2 separate regions of the Homo sapiens genome follow, and region 2 is linked to region 1. The links are chromatin contacts, found by Hi-C or POLR2A ChIA-PET in ENCODE. All regions are on one chromosome and are shown on one strand. The core of a region is the stretch at or near the end of the contact, and the rest is flanking DNA. Distances in the headings are between cores, read along the strand shown.

The links. Hi-C counts contacts between places; a loop is a spot of excess contacts on that map. ChIA-PET counts read pairs that join two places held with the same protein, here RNA polymerase II (POLR2A). Pooled maps may share reads with other maps.
Region 2: a loop to region 1 is called in a pooled map, with 3 times the contacts of the local background. The contact joins the promoter of MPHOSPH6 here to the promoter of BCO1 in region 1. A Hi-C loop is called at or near these places in 1 of 50 pooled maps. POLR2A ChIA-PET finds 5 or more read pairs at or near these places in 2 of 52 experiments (A673 and OCI-LY7).

The regions. Positions count from the first base shown.
Region 1 is chr16:81,234,729-81,241,426 of GRCh38, reverse strand. BCO1 (beta-carotene oxygenase 1) reads right to left here and starts at 2,738. Exons shown (of 11, transcript NM_017429.3): 1 at 2,455-2,738. The coding sequence starts at 2,518.
Region 2 is chr16:82,166,015-82,172,712 of GRCh38, reverse strand. MPHOSPH6 (M-phase phosphoprotein 6) reads left to right here and starts at 2,489. Exons shown (of 5, transcript NM_005792.2): 1 at 2,489-2,588. The coding sequence starts at 2,538. RefSeq lists a silencer at 2,354-2,513, a cis regulatory region at 2,560 and enhancers at 2,488-2,632, 6,648-6,698.

The DNA of each region.
Region 1 (6,698 bases), core at 1,489-3,988:
TTTTCTAACATTTCCAAGGATTTCATGCAGTCATTAAACATGAGGTGTAAAGGGTACAAAATATTCCAGGGCACGAAAAGGTAGGTATCATAGGTGCCTTTTTGTTTTCTTTTGGAGACAGAGTCTCACTCTGTTGCCCAGGCTGGAGTACAGTGGTGCGATCTTGGCTCACTACAACCTCTGCCTCCTGGGTTCAAGTGATTCTCATGCCCAGTCTCCTGAGGAGCTGGGCTTATAGATATGCACCACCATGCCTGGCTAATTTTTGTATTTTTATTTAAAATAAAATTTCAGGCCGGGCATGGTGGTTCACGCCTATAATCCCAGCACTCTGGGAGGCCAACACGGGCGGATCAACTGAGGTTGGGAGTTTGCGACCAGCCTGACCAACATGGAGATACCCTGTTTCAGCTAAAAATACAAAATTAGCCGGGTGTGGTGGTGCATGCCTGTCATTCCAGCTATTTGGGAGGCTGAGGCAGAAGAATCGCTTGAACCCAGGAGGCAGAGGTTGTGGTGAGCCGAGATCGCGCCATTACACTCCAGCCTGGGCAACAAGAGTGAAACTCCTTCTCAAAAAAAAAAAAAAATTAAAATTAAATGCATTGAAAGTAATGGCAAAAACCGCGATTATTTTTGCACCAACCAAATAATAAAGACAGTGTTTCACCATACCAGGTTGGCCAGGCTGGGGTGCCTGGTTTTTTTTTATTTATTTATTTTTGAGACAGGGTCTCACTCTTGCCAAGGCCAGAGTGCAGTGGCACGATCTCAGCTCACTGCAACCTCTGCCTCCGGGGTTCAAGCAATTCTACTACCTCATCCTCCTGAGTAGCTGGGACTACAGGTGCATGCCACCACCCCTGGCTAATTTGTGTATTTTTAGTAGAGAGGGATTTCGCCATGTTAGCCAGGCTGGTCTCAAACTCCTGGCTTCAAGTGATCCACCCTCTTTGGCCTCCGAAAGTGCTGGGACCACAGGCGTGAGCCACCGCACCTGGCCGTGGGGTGTCTTTTTAAAAAATAAAATATGTACAGATGAACAGTCAAATTGAGAAAAAAAATAAAAATGTAATAGTATACATTTGCTTTTTGAAAAACTGTTTACAAATATAGTAATCTATCAATTGATCTACCTATGTTTTAAAAAGTTAAAGGAAATAGACCCAAATATTAATAGTGGTTAAGAGATTTCAAAATACAGCTGATTTTATTTCCTTCCATGTTCTCATTTGCACTCCTAATTAATTTATATATAATTTAATATACATACAGCTATATATATATACAGATTGATAGCTATAGATTGTGCCTTACCTTTGTAACCAGGAAAATATATACATAAAAGCTATTTTTTTTTTGTTTCAAAAGACTCCCAAGGCAATTGCTCAGTTGAAAAGCTTCAATCTGATGTTCTCACGAAAATCACTCACAGTTGTCCTCTCCTTATGAACAATTCCAGTCCATCTAGCAGATGAAAATGCCTGCAGGCCTGAGCTGACTCAGCTGTTCTTAAAACTGAGCGAGCACCACTCTGGGGACCCGGGAGTCCAGAACCAGGAACTGCCCTTTAGAGTCGAAATGGTACCAGGAAAGTGGCAACTCAAAAGAGGAGGAAAAAGAGATATAAAAGATTAAGCGAAACACAGAGCCTCTAAAGGATAGAAGGTCCTACTCCTATAGGCTCTGCAGGAGCTCACACCTGTGAGTTCCTGAGAGAAAATCACATCAGACTCTGCAATCCCCTGCAAGTGTGCGTGGTGGATGTGCATGCGTGGGAGCTCATGCACGCCCCTCTAAGCATTTTGAAACTAATTTAGAATGCATACATTTGCACAAATACATCATGCATCTGAGACAGGCAGCAGTTTGCAGATTAATCCCATTGTCTATGTACCCACTGGGGCATTCCAATGCTTTTTTCCTGGGAACAGTGAGACTGACTCTCCTCCCTTTGCAAACGGAGTTATAATGTGTAAAAGAATACCTAGATTTTCACAGAAAATGTGTCCCCTCTCTGTACTGTTTTCCAGACTTTCCAAAAGTAATTTACAATTAGTATTACTTATATCATCAGGAAAAAATAGTGTCCATCTAAACACAAGGAAGAAGCCAGGTGCAGTGGCTCACCCCTGTAATCCTAGCACTTTCGGAGGCCGAGGTGGGTGGATCACTTGAGGCTAGGAGTTCGAGACCAGCCTGGCCAACATGCTGAAACCCCGTCTCTACTAAAAACACACAGATTAGCCGGGCTTGGTGGTGGGTGCCTGTAATCTCAGCTACTCGGGAGGCTGTGGTGGGAGGATCGTTTGAACCCAGGAGGCAGAGGTTGCAGTGGGCCGAGATCAAGCCACTGGACTCCAGCCCGGGCGACAGAGCGAGACTCCGCCTCAAAAAAAAAAAAAATAATAAAATAAATAGAAGAAAGAGCCCAGTGTTTATCAGAATGCTCACCTGTCACTTTGGCCCTCACAGGCTCCAGCTGTTCTTTCCTATTCCTGCCAAATATTATATCCATTGCTCAGGGTGCCGAGGGAGATCGATTTTAACAGCAAACAGGTGCTCCTCTGTGTTCACAGGAGATGCTGCTCCCTCCTCCTGCGTTTCCTTCCTGCTCTCCTGCTCCTTCCCTCCTTCACATCTCTGTCTCTCCTGATGCCGTTTCTGCCTTTGCTTTTTCCTTTTTGGCTGGCTCTCACTTGTCCCTCTCCAAGAGCCCTGGATCTCTTTACATTCACAAGGGAAGCTGCGCTGGCGTTACTTATAAGATGTTTGGTTAAAGGTTAATTTCCAAGCCATGTGTCATAGCTAATCTTTAATCCTCTTATTGTTCCCTCAGCTTTCCCTCTCCAGTTTCACTTTTGACTTAACCAAAAAAAAAAAAAAGCTTGCTTCAGACTAGGTTCTAAATAAGCAGAGAGAATTCCGTGCCTGCTGTTATGTTGCCCGACGTAATCCAAGAGCTGGAGTTGTTTATGATCAGAACAAGAAGAGATGCTGGGAATCAGAGGTGCTGGGAATTAGGAGAAACTTGAGCTAAGCTCTGTGATCACTGAATGTCTGCTGCACAGCAGGGAACCCCTTCAGCAGAGACGGGAAAGGTTTTACATTTTGTTTTGTTTTTAGTAAAGGCCCCGATGCTCCCCTCTAATAATCATACATAAAGAGCCACTTAATTCATTATTTTCTTTTTGGAAGAAGGAGACATAAAATGTTTCATGTACCTATTTAAAAAATAACGAACGGGAACCAAAGGCTTTTCTCAGAAACTATAAAGAATAGTAAAAAAGACGGGCCAGGAGTGGTGGCTCATGCCTGTAATCCCAGAACTTTGGGAGGCCATGGTTGGCGGGTCACTTGAGGTCAGGAGTTCGAGACCAGCCTGGCCAACACGGCGAAATCCTGTCTCTACTAAAAATACAAAAATTATCCAGGCGTGGTGGAAGACGCCTGCAATCCCAGATGCTAAGGAGGCTGAGGCAGGAAAATCGCTTGAACCTGTGAGGCAGACATTGCAGTAAGCTGAGATGGCACCACTGCACTCCAGCCTCGGCCACAGAGTGAGACTCTGTCTCAAAAAATAAATAAGTAAACAGAATAGTTAAAAAGAAACTTCAACTTCCTGGCCTATCAAGAGGGCAAAACAATGCCTGAATTTGATCTGAGCTTCCCTATTATTCGTGTATCTTCGTGTGTTGCCATTGCCTGAAATTCGTATTCAACTTGCTATATGCACTGATTGAAGTTAATGAACTCATCTTAACGTATTTTGCTTAAAGAAAGAACCAGTCATTTGCTCTGTGGGTAGAGTAAGAAAAGGCAGTGGCACTGGCCTTTATGCAACCCAGCTGAGAATAATGATGGTCCGGTCTGGGCTGAGAGCACATGCCAGCACCTTGGGCCGTTCATTCCTGACAGCTGTGTGGTCTGGCTGTGCTTCCGCCCTGGCACACATTGGAATCACCTGATTGGCAGTACTAAATGTATCAGTGCTGGGCCTCACTCCAGACCCACTGACGCAGAATCTCTGAAGGTGGATCTCAGCCATCAGTTTTTTTTTTTTATGTTGGCCGGGTGTAGTGGCTCACACCTGTAATCCTAGCACTTTCGGAGGCCAAGGCGGGAGGATCACTTGAGCCCAGGAATTAAGACCAGCCTAGGCAACATATTGAGGCTCCGTCTCTACCAAAAAAAATTAGCTGGGCATGGTGGTGCGTGCCTGTAGTCCCAACTACTTGGGAGGCTGAGGTGGGAGGATCACTTGAGTCTGGGAGGTTGAGGCTGCAGTGAACTGTGATAGCAGCACTGGACTCCAGCCTGGGCAACAAAGCAAGCCCTTATCTCAAAAATAAAACATACGGAGGCAGAGGCGGGCGGATCACGAGGTCAGGAGATCAAGACCATCCTGGCTAACACCGTGAAACCCCGTCTCTACTAAAAATACAAAAAATTAGCCGGGCGTGGTGGCAGGTGCCTGTAGTCCCAGCTACTCGGGAGCCTGAGGCAGGAGAATGGCGTGAACCCAGGAGGCAGAGCTTGCAGTGAGCCGAGATCGCGCCACTGCACTCTAGCCTGGGCGACAGAGCAAGACTCCGTCTCAAAATAATAATAATAATTAAAAAAATAATAAAAAGTACCTACATGTGTGCAGCAGGAGTTGAGAAGACCTGACCCAGAGGAAAGATGCTACATGCCTGAGTTGAAACTAAATTTAAATTATAGCTGATTGGCTAGGCATGGTGGCTCATGCTTATAATCCCATCACTTTGGGAGGCCAAGGCAGGCAGATCACCTGAGGTCAGGAGTTCAAGACCTACCTGGCCAACATGGTGAAACCTCGTTTCTACTAAAAATACAATACAAAAATTAGCTGGGCATGGTGATGGGCACCTGTAATCCCAGCTACTCAAGAGGCTGAGGCAGGAGAATCACTTGAAACCAGGAGGTGGAGGTTGCAGTGAGCCAAGATGGTGCCACTGTACTCCAGCGTGGGTGACAGAGTGAGACTCCAACTCAGAAAAAAAAAAATTGCAGCTCATCCTTTTATATTTTTTGAGATGGAGTCTCGTTCTGTCACCCAGGCTGGAGTGCAGTGGCGTGATCTTGGCTCACTGCAGTCTCTGCCTTCCGGGTTCAAGCGATTCTTCTGCCTTATCCTCCCAAGCAGCTGGGATTACAGGTGCCTGCCACCATCCCCAGCTAATTTTTGTATTTTTAGTAGAGATGGGGTTTCACCATATTGGCCGGGCTGCTCTGAAACCCCTGACCTCAAGTGATCCACCCGCCTTGGCCTCCCAAAGTGCTGGGGTTAGAGGCGTGAGCCATCGCGCCTGGCCAGCTCGTCCATTTTCTGTGTGTCTGGGCCATTCTACCCTCTTTGAGCCTCCTTTTTTTCAACTATAAAGTGAGGCATAACGATATTAGCACCTCAAGCCTATTGTATAGGGTCTAGCAAAAGCACCTGGTCTCAGACAGTTACCAAACAATGCCTTTACCTTTTCCTCCCATTCTCTTAGAGGGCATTTCCCTATGAACCACCTTTCCAGTAAGACCTCCAATAACTTGCCAGTTTATCCCGCTGTGTGGTCTAAACACGTGTATCCATGTCAGAGTTCTTTATTCCTAGCTTGTGGAAGCTGCGTTCTTGTGAGGATTACATGGGAATGTCTGGCATACTCTAAGGGCTCTGGGAAAAAAACGACACCACCACGGTGCAAGAAAGAGCTCAGGGCTTAGAGGTCAGAAGACCTGGGTTTGGACCTCAGCTCTGAGATTCAGCAACCCTGCAGCTTTTGTCACGTGACTTCTCTGAACCTCACTTCACTCGGCAAAATGGGGGTGGCAGTATCTGTGTCACAGGGCTTGTTGGAAGGGTTACAACAAAACCATATGAGTGAAGACATGCCAGGTGCGGTGGCTCAAGCCTGTAATCCCAGCACTTTGGGAGGCCGAGGCGGGCAGATCACTTGAGGTCAGGAGTTCGAGACCAGCCTGGCAAATATGGTAAAACCCCGTCTCTACTAAAAATACAAAAATTAGCCTGGTATAGTGGTGTGCACCTGTAATCCCAGCTTCTTGGGAGGCTGAGGCAGGAGAATTGCTTGAACCTGGCAGGTGAAGGTTGCAGTGAGCTGAGATTCTACCACTGCACTCCAGCCTGGGCAACAGAGCAAGAATCTGTCTCAAAAAAAAAATAATAATTTATATATATATATATATATATATTTATATATATATATATATATATATATATATATATATATATATATGAGTCAAAACATGACTGTGATCTCCCTTCTTGTCAATCTTTGCATATTCAGAAAAGCAACTGAGCAGTTTACCTGCACTGGCTCACCCTGGCCTTACACAGTCCTATGAGATGTGTGTTCCTACCACCATTCTCAAGGTCAGAGAGTACAGGGAAGATAACTTGCTTGCCCTCGGTCTCAAAGTGAGGAGCAGCTCAAATTAGGAGGCACAGCCAGGCAGCCCGACTTCAAAGTACTTACTCTGACAATTCTACACAGCTCCAACGCACGATGGGTGTCTGCTGGATTTTTACTGAATGAAGTAATGGGTGGATGGGCCCTGAGAGGACCAGTCTTGGGTCTTGGGTTGGTGTCACTGCATTCTTATATCAGAGAAAGGGCAAGCTCTCTTATCCAGGTTCCAACTGCACCCAAGGGACAGTTAGATAG
Region 2 (6,698 bases), core at 1,240-3,739, 930 kb before region 1:
TCACAGCAGTTCTTTGAGAATCCCACAGAAAAACCAAACTTATAGAGACAGAAAGTAGTCGTGAGGACCTGAGGAATTAGTGTTTAATGGGAACAAGAGTTTTCATTTTGCAAGATGAAGAGTCCTATGGTGGTAAAAGCAGCATAACAATGTGAATGATTGGTGGGCCTTTTCCCTGATTAACTCCTCTCTACGTTTAGGAGAGTCCTCATTTCCAGGCCAGAATGGTTTAGGTACCCTCGTTGTACCCTTTCATGACCCTCAAACTTTCCTTACCGGGCTCTCATCACAACTGTCATCTACAGCTAATTGTATGGTATATTAGTCTGCTACGGTTACTATAAGAAAACACTACACACTGGGTGCCCTATACAGACTGGTTGTGATTTTCTCACAGTGCTGGAGGCTAGAGGTCTAAGATCAAGGTGTTGGCAGGTTTGGTTTCTCCTGAGAGATTTTTTAAATTTTTTTTATTTTTTTGGCTTTCAGATAGTCTTTCCTTTATGCAAACACAACCTTGGTGTCTGTGTCCAAATTTCCTCTTCTTATGACGACATCAGTCAGACTGGATTAGGGCTCACCCTAAGGGTCTTGTTTTAATCACCTCTTTAAAAAGGACTGTCTCCAAATACATTCACATTCTGAGGCACTGGGAGTTGGAACTTCAACATATGAATTTTGGGGGATGCAATGTGGCTTATGATTAACCTCTACTGTTTCCACTTGTAAAACTTTTAACACGGACTTTGTCTTGTTCATATCTGAGGACCTTTACAGTTGATGCTGTCTTCTGAGCACACTCTACCTCCAACTCTTCATAAAACACGTTTTTCTCAACTTTCAAGCCTTAGCACCATCATCTGACAAGGGCCGTTCCAAACCACCTGGTCTAAAGTAACCCTAAGCGTTACTCTGTCACATCACTGTTTTCTCTCTTTCATAGCAGTCGCCACTTACTTACGTCCAGAATATCAGCTTCAGGAAAGGTGGGGATATGTGTTTTTACACGCTATTATACCCCCGGCATCTCACACACAGTCACAAGTGAATGAGATTCTGTAGCCACTTGGTACATTACAATGATTTTATTTACCCCTGGGAAAACCTAAAGGGCTTTTAACATCCAAATCGGTGTTTGAATTTCAGCTCTAACATGGATTAGCTGTGTGAACACCAAGTGCGTTACCCACTCTGTGTCTCAGAATCCTTAACAACACGATGACAATACCTTCTTTCCGGTTCTTATGGGGATTAAGTGAACTAATTAGCCCTAAGGTGACCAGGTCAACAATCTGACGTAGAACTCATGGTATCAGCCGAGATGCTATTAGCTTGAGGGTGTTCCAAAGCGTCGGACCTGGGAATGGTTTTCGAAAACGTGTTTAGGTGGTACCCAGAGCATTAAACACCAGGGTAGGAACGCTACCCTATTTTCAGTGGTTTTTTAAATTCTTTTTTGTTTTGTTGTTTTGTTTTTGAGACAAAGCCTCACTCTGTAGCCCAGACTGGAGTCCAGTGGCGGGATGTCAGCTCACTGCAGCCTCGACGTCCCGGGTTCCAGTGATTCTCCAGCCTCAGCCTCCCAAGTAGTGGAGACCACAGATCCGTGCCACCACACCCAGCTATTTTTGTTGTATCTTTTGTACATTTTTTGTATATTTTGTATATATTTTTTGTATGTATATTTTGTATATTTTTTGTGTATATATATATATATATATATATATATTTTTTTTTTTTTTTTTTTTTTTTTTTTTTTTGTAGAGGTGGGGTCTCCCTATGTTGCCCCTCGCTATGGTCTTTTCAATTCTTTGGATCAAAACCAGGCTTTGTTCTCATTCATGTGTCTTTGGCACCCATCCCTGCCTCCATCCCTTGCCATTTCTTGAGATTCTTCTGTTTAGCAGAGATCACTCGGCCAGACACGCATCGGCAGCAGCCTGGGAATGAAGCCAGCCTGCCTGGGGCGGCCCCCGCCGCGCTCCCCCGGGACTCCGGGCTGCTGTGAGGAAAGCAGCAACTCGTGGGGTCCTGGTGAAGAGAAAACGACCTGGACCCTGCAAAGCGACCCAGAACAAAGGGAGCCCGCCACCCACGTTATGAAGACAAAACACGTGGGTAACACGGCCCAGGCGGGTGGCAGGCGTGGCGGAAACCTCTCTGAGGCTGGCGAGGACTACTGAGTGTGGAGGGGGTCCCTGAGGAAGGGAGTCCCCGAGGGAGGATGGGCCTCCGAGGGGGCCAGGCCGACGTCCCGGGAAGGCGACCCGCGGCTCGGGGAAGCCAAGTTCTGGGTCGTCCTCTGACTTCGGCTTTTTTGCGGTCTGCCGCGCTCATCCCCGCGCCCGCCACCCCGCGAGCTTACCCGAGCCTCTCAGTCAGCAGAGCGCCCGCTGAGTGGCCGCGCCCGCGCGCAAGACACAGGGGAGGGGCGGGGCGGGGCGGCGCGCACTACGCGAGGGACGCAGCTGCGCACGCGGCTCCGCGCATGTGCGGTGAGGCTCGCGGCCGGAGTGCGGCGCTGGGCGGAAGCTACCATGGCGGCCGAGCGAAAGACAAGGTTGTCCAAGAATCTACTGCGCATGAAGGTGCGGGGACGCTGAGAGCGCCACTCCGGGCGGTAGGGGCACCCGGTCCTTCCAACCTGGCCGGGGCCGAGGCGGCGGGCGGACAAGGGACACCAGAGAGGCCTCAGAGGGCTTCCAGCTCTCGTGCTCATTCATTCACTTAGCGCCTGCTCTGCACTGTTTACTGGGAACCAGCTTACGAATTAGGCCGACTCTCTCAGGAGGCCCGCGGGCGGATGGGAGCTTGAGTACACAGAAGCAGTCAGGGTACAGCTTACCCAGTGCAGTGAGGGTAGAAGCGCTGGGGACCTTGGGGACTCACCGAGCTTCTCGAGAAGTTGTTGCTTACTTATATATGCAATAAATATGATATATGGGAAGTGTAACTCCTTAGCTGGGTAATTTAGGTAAATTCACTTCTTTCTCTGAATATCTCTTTTCCTCATCTTTAAAAAGAAGAGCATTAGGCTACATGAGTTCAAGCTCCTTTTTAATTTTGATAATACTTCTTTTAGTAGAGTTCTTCAGAGAAACAGAATCAACAAGATGTATATGTGTATATATGTGTATGGAGAGAGGGGGTATTTTTAAAACTGGATCACACGACTGTGGAGATGCAAGTCTAAAATCTGCAGGGTGGGCCAGTAGGCTGGAGACCCAGAGAAGTACTCAGTCCAAGTCCAAAGACAGTCTGCTGGCAGAACTCCCTCTTCTTCCAGGGAGAAGAGGGTGAGTCTCGCAGGGTAGTCTCTAGGTTACTGGGAGGGTGGAAGGCACAGCGTCCTAAACTAGGAGAAACTGAGTTCAGAAGTCTGAGAGGCAAGAAAGAAAAAGAAAACCATGGAAATTTCCAAGAATTAGAGACAATTCAGTATGTCTGGAAGGCAAGTACTAAGAAATGGGGTTGCAGAGTAGGCAATGGTCACAACGTGCAGGGAATTTGAGGCCAGATTAAAGATATTTTCCTTTATTTTGTGAGCAATGGAAAGCTATTGAAACGGGGAACAGTATCAAGAAAATGGCAAATATTTATAGTACTAGACAATGATTGAAGTGGTTTGCGTATATTAACCTATGCAATTCACATAATGACACTTTGAGGTGACTACAGGCAGTAACTCTCTTCTTACAGCTAAGGCAACTGAAACAGAAATAAGTAATTTACCCAAAGTTACACAGCTAATAAGTAGTGTAGACAGGACGGGAATTCAGGCAGTCTGGCTCCAGAACCCTGGCTCTTTATTACTACTCTGTACTCTGTGATGCCTGTCACTAAGCACTACTTCTAGAGAGTAGCAAACTGTTACATGTCATGTTTAAAGAGGTGGAATTTCCAAAAGAGGGAAGGAAGCATTCATAATGTTTTGAAAGATAGGCCATTCGCAGTGGCTCATGCCTGTAGTCCCAGCACTTTGAGAGGCTGAGGTAGACAAATCGCTTAAGCCCAGGTGTTTGAGACCATCCTGGGCAACATGGTGAAACCCCATCTCTACAAAAAATACAAAATATTAGCCAGGCCTAGTGGCACGCACCTTTAGTCCCAGCTACTTGGGAGGCTGAGGTGGGAGGATCACTTGAGCTTGGGAGATCAAGGCTGCAGTGAGCTGAGATGGCGCCACTGCACTCCAGCCTTGGTGACACAGGGAGACCCTGTCTCAAAAAAAAAAAAAAAAGAGAGAGAGTAAACATTATATGGGCAAGATTTGAATGGAGTTGAGCTAGGATGGAGTTAGGGATGAATGGGTGAATGAGGGTGGAGGACAAATTGCAGCATAACTTAGAGTTTGTCAAGCACTTTCATGCATATTAGCAAAATTTGAATCTTTACTGAACAGAGTTTGATTTTATGGTTGGTAATAACATTAACTTCAGAGAAGTGGAGTGAATTGGCCAAGCAGATATTGGAAAGATTTTAGCAGTTGTTTTAGCTCTTGGAATAAGCCAGATGATGTACTGGGTGACTCAGGCTCAAACTAAATATCCGAGTTGCAACTAAGAAGAAAGAAATTAACTTAAATGTCCACCCCCACCAAATGGGGAGACTCAACTGGACGTTGGAAGCAAAGGAGAAGGAAAAAGATCACCCACATTCTCTATTTGGTTTAGCAGCTTTGGTCATTGATAAGAAAAAACTTACTGGCAAGATAGCAGGAGACACTGTCTATACTGATAGAACAGAGTATACTGTGAGAAGGCATGGAGTAGCTGCACTTAGGGTGCCTTAACCAGAGCTAAGTCCTATATAGCATGGGTCCCCAACCGCCAGGCCATGGACCAGCACCAGTCCATGACCTGTAAGGAACAGGCTGCACAGCAGGAAGTGAGCAGCGGGCAGGCAAGCGAGCGAAACTTCATCTGTATTTACAGCTGTTCCCCATAGCTTGCATTACCACCTGAGCTCCGCCTCCTGTCAGATCAGTGGCAGAATCCTAGATTCTCCTAGGATCAGAAACCCTACTGTGAACTGTGCATATGAGGGATCTACCTTGCGCTCTACTTACGAGAATCTAATGCCTGATGATCTGTCATTGTCTCCCATCACACCCAGATGGGACTGTCTAGTTTCAGGAAAACAAGCTCAGGTCTTCCACTGATTCTTCATTGTGGTGAGTTGTATAATTATTTCATGACATATTATAATATAATAATAGAAACAAAGTGCACAATAAATGTAATGCACTTGAATCATCCCTAAACCATCTACCCTTCCCCTCTCCACCACCCGTGGAAAAATTGTCTTCCAGGAAGCCCATCCCTGGTGCCAAAAAGGTTGGGGACCACTTTTTAGGCAAGTATAAGAGGGTTGAGGATTTAATCCTGACTCACTTCAATGCCTCTGACTTGGTCAGCCATTGCAGGGTGATCCTAATGGGAAGAAGAAAAAGAAGGATGTGGATGGAAGGTCTTCCAGTATGGAATGGTTGTAGAGGGTGCTTATTTGTGATTTTGGCACTGTTAGACTCTCAGAACAGGGCTTGGCAAACTTTCTGTAAAGGACCATATGATAAATATTTTGGTCTTATGAGCCAGACAGTCTCTGTTACAACTACTCAGCTCTGCCAGTGTTGTTCAAGACCGAATGACCATGGTTGTGTACCAGTAAAACTTTATCGACGACAACAGACATCTAGCCTGAGGACTGTATTATGCTGATGCCTGCTCTGAGTCCTCACTAGTTTTGGAATGTGTTCTGAAATGCTCTAGAGTAGGAGAATCGAACTTGTACCTAAGTCTGGAGGTGCTTGATTCATATTCACAGGGAGTTCTGTCCTTTCTATGTGTACAGAACATATGTATATGGCTGTTGTATACCAAAAGAATAGGTACATGACTAAATGGGAGAAAAAAGGGCAGTTGGGCAGTATTGATGAGTTTTACCACGAGGAATATTAGTGATGAAATGAGGCATCTGCATTTAAAGAAAACCATCCCAGAAAGAGAATCTGGAAAAATAAGATAGGTCTAGGTTCATTTCCATTCAGAGAACTTTCACTGAGTGAGCTCTTTTGTGTACCAGGGGTGCCGCCTAAGTACCAATGATACAAGATGAACAAGAGTCATGGTCTATTCAGAATCGTAGTCCTGGGAGACACCAAAGCAGCACGATGGTGAACAATATTCCAGTGTTGATGAGGCTGTCTTGAGAATGTGCTTCTTTATAGGAGCAGACCTAGGAAGAGCCAAGCCAAATGCCAACCAGGAAGTCTTACCAAAGGACACACACTGTAGGCTTAAAAGAGTAAATATTTTGCCAGGCAGAAAATGGAAACGTGTTAAGTCGCAAAGGCAAAAGGACTGGGAAGTATAGCGTGCACATTCCAGAAACTGCAGTTCTTTCCTGGGATGAGGATGTACACACAGGTAAAATGGATGACGACTGCAAAACACTAGTCTGCAAACTTGTTTTCTTTTACTTTTTACTTAAAATAGTGATAGATTCACAGGAAGTTGCAAAAAGTGTACAGGGATATCCCGTGCGTCCTTCATGCCACCTCCCCTAGCGGCAACATTTTACAACACTAGGATATGATAAAGAGCCAGGACATTGACAGTGAGCTGACGCAGATTTCACCATTTTACACGCACTCATTTTGCGTGGACGGTTGCTGGGTCATATGGTAAGTGTATGTT